Regions from separate parts of the Homo sapiens genome. Here region 1 is linked to region 2. Evidence: chromatin loops called from intact Hi-C (ENCODE). Cell type or tissue: natural killer cell. All regions are shown on one strand.

What was found. A loop is a pair of places that touch in the nucleus more often than their neighbours do. Peaks named below come from ENCODE experiments on the same cell type or tissue, not always from the same donor. Only the 100,000 strongest peaks of a DNase experiment are listed, where the experiment ranks them.
Region 1: a loop joins it to region 2, with 8 times the contacts of the local background. A loop is called at or near these places in 17 of 110 quality-filtered maps.

Annotation. Positions count from the first base shown.
Region 1 is chr19:41,301,512-41,304,011 of GRCh38, forward strand. HNRNPUL1 (heterogeneous nuclear ribonucleoprotein U like 1) reads left to right here. Exons shown (of 15, transcript NM_007040.6): 11 at 25-193; 12 at 1,154-1,438; 13 at 2,461-2,500. Among named protein-coding and RNA genes, the nearest start is that of CCDC97, 7.4 kb to the right of the region's middle. RefSeq lists enhancers at 1-176, 1,130-1,469. In natural killer cell, no CTCF peak of the experiment used is centred here; a DNase peak (open chromatin) is centred at 1,320; H3K4me3 peaks cover 328 bases; H3K27ac peaks cover 2,500 bases.
Region 2 is chr19:41,120,028-41,122,527 of GRCh38, forward strand. It overlaps CYP2F1 (cytochrome P450 family 2 subfamily F member 1), which reads left to right. Exons shown (of 10, transcript NM_000774.5): 4 at 320-469; 5 at 1,431-1,591; 6 at 1,930-2,106. Among named protein-coding and RNA genes, the nearest start is that of CYP2F1, 6.8 kb to the left of the region's middle. In natural killer cell, no CTCF peak of the experiment used is centred here; a DNase peak (open chromatin) is centred at 1,244; H3K27ac peaks cover 1,466 bases.

The DNA of each region.
Region 1 (2,500 bases), 180 kb after region 2:
CCTCTTCTGTTACCTTACCCTTAGACAAATGTTTATGGGTCAGCCCAGAGACGAAAAATGAGACCATTTGAAGGCTTCCAGCGCAAAGCTATTGTAATTTGTCCCACTGACGAGGACCTAAAAGACCGAACAATAAAGCGAACCGACGAGGAAGGGAAGGATGTCCCAGATCATGCGGTCTTAGAAATGAAAGGTAGGAAATGAGTGCTTCCCAGAGGAACGTCAATGCAGGGTCCTGGAGAGAAGAAGCTCTTTACTCAGTTTGTCCTTCCCTGGCTCCCCAGTGATTTCTTTTTTGATCTTACTCTTTCTTTGCTTCTGCTTTGTCCCTTCCTTGTCTACCACAGCTGTGAATGGAAAAGCTACCCATCTGTCTTATGTTGGGGTTTTCAGGCTGGATGGGGCTGGGGCAGCACAAGGGAAAGGATGTATGGGAGCTAAAGCTGAAAGTCCTGTGTGCTCACCCTGCCTCTGGTCCCAGATGGGCTGACTGTGGGCAGGCCTCAGTTTGTTTCTCTGTAAATATAGGGATGGTGATGCCATCTGTCTGACCCATTCCCTGGGGTGAGGCCTGAGGGAGCTGTGCACTGTGTCTAGGTGGGTCTTAGCCACCTCTTCAGAAAACGGAGGAGTCTTTGTTAGCCCCTGACACTTAGCAGGCTGAGGGGTTGGGGCTTTGTCTACCTCTTTCTCTCTCTCTCTGTTTTTTTTTTTTTTTTTTTTTGGAGAGGGAGTCTTGCCCTGTCACCCAGGCTGGAGTATAGTGGTGCGATCTTGGCTCACCGCAACCTCCGCCTCCTGAGTTCACCCAGTTCTCCTGCCTCAGCCTCCCGAGTAGCTGGGACTACAGGTGTCCACCACCATGCCTGGCTAATTTTTGTATTTTTAGTAGAGATGGGGTTTTGCCATGTTGGCCAGGCTGGTCTTGAACTCCTGACCTCAGGTGATCCACCCGCCTCGGCCTCCCAAAGTGCTGGGATTACAGGCGTGAGCCACCGCGCCCGCCCTTCTGTCTATGTCTTTCTTATTCACTATTCCAGTTTTCTTCACCTTCTCCCTTCTGGAAGGCCACTCTTCTGGGTGGAGGGGACCAGACTTCAGAAGGTACTGACCTCTTCTTCTTGTTCTCTTTGGGGCACTTCCTTCCTCCTAGCCAACTTCACGTTGCCAGATGTTGGGGACTTCCTGGATGAGGTTCTGTTCATTGAGCTGCAGCGGGAGGAAGCGGACAAGCTAGTGAGGCAGTACAACGAGGAAGGCCGCAAGGCTGGGCCACCCCCTGAAAAGCGCTTTGACAACCGAGGTGGTGGTGGCTTCCGGGGCCGCGGGGGTGGTGGTGGCTTCCAGCGCTATGAAAACCGAGGACCCCCTGGAGGCAACCGTGGCGGCTTCCAGAACCGAGGGGGAGGCAGCGGTGGAGGAGGCAACTACCGAGGAGGTGAGACATCTCACACACAGCACTCTCCACTTTCTGTTCCCAGGTTGGGGCTGGGCTTTGACTGCTTATTCAATCAGCAACTGAAGTTTTCTGAGCTCCAGCTGTGAGTTATACTCTGGTAGAAAACTTGAAACAAGTCAGACACGGAGACCTCAGAAACGCTCCCACTTTCCCACTCCCTGGACGCTGGTTATGAAGCCCTTTGCCCATTTGCATATCACAGTGCACATTCTGTCACATTGCTGTCATTTTTGTGAACCTTCCCCCATCTGACCATGAGCTCCTTGGAAATAGGATCTAGATCAAAATCTATTGGAAATGGGGGCTACATCTTTGGCCAGGTCTGAAGAGGACTAGATGTGACTCGTTCATGGCTGTCACCAGTGCTTAGCTTCCTCTCATTTTTTTTTTTTTTTTTTTTGAGACGGAGTTTTGCTCTTGTTGCCCAGGCTAGAGTGCAATGGTGTAATCTCGGCTCACTGCAACCTCTGCCTCCCGGCATTCAAGCGATTCTCTCGCCTCAGTCTCCTGAGTAGCTGGGATTGTAGGCAAGCACCACCACGCCCGGCTAATTTTGTATTTTTAGTAGAGATGGGGTTTCTCCATGTTGGTCAGGCTGGTCTTGAACTCCTGACCTCACGTGGTCCACCCGCCTTAGCCTCCCAGAGTGCTAGGATTACAGATGTGAGCCACCGCACCCTGCCAGCTTCCTCTCCTTGAGCATCTCCTTCCTGCATATTCAACAGCTATTGAGATGCTGGGACACAGAAACCCAGGACTGCCTTGGTCTCTGCCTCACCATTCTTGCAGTCCAGTGAATGAGACAAACCTGTCATAAGGGCTGGGACAGGGGAGTATGCCCGGGGGTCTAGAGAATCCCAGAGGACATGCTTTGTTGTTCACCTTGAGTTCTTGCTCTGCGCCTGGCCATGCCGGCTCACAGTAGTCACCAAGACAACCCAGTTCCCTGGGGTTGCCATTTGGGAATGATGGCGCCTTTCATCTGGATTTCTCCAACACAGGTTTCAACCGCAGCGGAGGTGGTGGCTATAGCCAGAACCG
Region 2 (2,500 bases):
GACCAAGACAGGCACCCACTCTGCCTTCACAGTTCTGTGAAGGAGACAGCCCCATCACCAGACAGTAACAGCCCAGAGTGATCAGGTTCTTAATGGGGAAACAGAGGCAGAGTGATAGGATGGTCGTGAGGGAAGCCCATGGTCCTATGGAAGCTTGAAGGAGACCCCTAAGCTGGAGGGTCCAGAAGGGCTTACTGGAAGGAGCCAGGGAGATTCCAAACTCTGTCTCTCTCCCAGCAAATACCATGAAAGGGGACCTGGGTGGCAGTGGCCTCAGGATGAGTTCCCGGTTAAGCTGGTCCCCTCCTCTTCTCCCCAGGCATCGCCTTCTCCAGTGGGGATCGATGGAAGGTCCTGAGACAGTTCTCTATCCAGATTCTACGGAATTTCGGGATGGGGAAGAGAAGCATTGAGGAGCGAATCCTAGAGGAGGGCAGCTTCCTGCTGGCGGAGCTGCGGAAAACTGAAGGTCAGGAATTTTTTTTAACAGGCTGGATGGCACGATCTTTTTTTTTTTTAACAGGCTGGATGGCAGCCTTGACCTCCTGGGCCCAAACCATCCTCCCACCTCAACCTCCCGAATAGCTGGTACTTCAGGTGTGCTCCACCACACCCAGCTTATTTTTAAATTTTTTGTAGAGACAGGGTCTCACTATGTTGCCCAGGCCAGTCTCAAACTCCTGTGTGCAAATGATCCTCTTGCCTCTGCCTCCCAGAGTGCTGGAACTATAGGCATACACCACCATGTCTGGCCAGGTCTTTGAATCCAGTTCATCCTTATAATTCACATCCATTCTACTTTTTTTTTTTTGAGACAGAGTCTCGCTCTGTCCCCCAGGCTGGAGTGCAATGGTGTGATCTCAGCTCATTGCAACCTCCGCCTCCTGAGTTCAAGCGATTCTGCTTGCTGACTGCTCTGTCGCCCAGGCTGGGTTGCTGTGTACTAGCGTGTGTTGTGTGGCAGGATTATGTAGCTGTATGCTGGCTTTATGTGTTGGTGTGTGGTTACCGTGTCTTGGGATGTTTCCGGGCTGGCTGTTAGGTCACTGCGTGTCGTGTGTTGGCATGTACTGTGATCGTATTTGCTGGGTGTTCTGTTGCCCTGTGTTGTTGTGTTCCGTGATGCCTGATGATTGCCTTGTGCTATGTCGCGTGCTGTGTGTTGTGTTGCCAAGAATAGCCCGTTCTGTGGTTGGGCGTTGTTGCTGTCGATGTGCTGCAGGAAGTTGTGGGTTCGGTGCCGTCTGTGGCATTGACAGATGCTTTTGGGGTGTCGTTAAGCAGCATGTTGTGACCATGTCCCCGTGTTTGCACCGTAAGACACGTTGCCATGGTTGAGTCGGATGTTGTACAAATTAATGGTGTTGCTGCATGAGGTCTGGTGTGCTGCACATCGCGTCTTCCTGATCCATTGCACTCCTTACCCTCAGGCGAGCCCTTTGACCCCACGTTTGTGCTGAGTCGCTCAGTGTCCAACATTATCTGTTCCGTGCTCTTCGGCAGCCGCTTCGACTATGATGATGAGCGTCTGCTCACCATTATCCGCCTTATCAATGACAACTTCCAAATCATGAGCAGCCCCTGGGGCGAGGTCAGCCAACTGAGTCCAGCAGGGGCAGGGTGTGGGGTCCGCAGGATCTAGGAATGGAGAGGAAACAGTGGGCGGGGAAAGGGCTGTGAATGGCCCGCCCAGGGCCCGCCCCCTCCCATCTGACCCCACCCAGAGTTACACGGCCACGCCCACTCCCCTCCACTGAGCATTTATGGCCGCCATTGCCTCCTTCCCACTCCCCCTCAGCCCCAACCCCCACCCCGGACCTGGCTGCCCTTTGAGACCCTGTCCCTGCCTACCTAATCCACACTGACCCCATTCGCCCCTGAACACCCTTTGTCCTCCTCCAAAACCCTCCTACTCTGTCTGGTCCCCAGTTGTACGACATCTTCCCGAGCCTCCTGGACTGGGTGCCTGGGCCGCACCAACGCATCTTCCAGAACTTCAAGTGCCTGAGAGACCTCATCGCCCACAGCGTCCACGACCACCAGGCCTCGCTAGACCCCAGATCTCCCCGGGACTTCATCCAGTGCTTCCTCACCAAGATGGCAGAGGTAATCCCTACCTGGAAATCCCACCTCTAGTCTGACCTGAAATTCTCCTGCTGCCCCTGCCTCAAACCCACAGGGACCCCAGATGGGGCAGGGTTGGGGGACCTTCTCCCTGGAGAAGCTGAAGCATCTGGCCCAGCTGGGCTGGAGCCAGGAGCCACTCGCAGCCACCGCCAACTTACAGCTCATTAAGAAGTCATCAAAGGAGGTGGGGCAGGGTGGAGGGGGCAGTTGCTCAGGCTTGTTATCCCAGCACTTTGGAAGGCCGAGGCAGGAGGATCGCTTGAGTCCAGGAGTTCGAGACCAGCCTGGACAATATAGTAAGACCCAGTCTCTACAACACATACGTACACACATACATACACACACACATACATACATACATACACACACACAT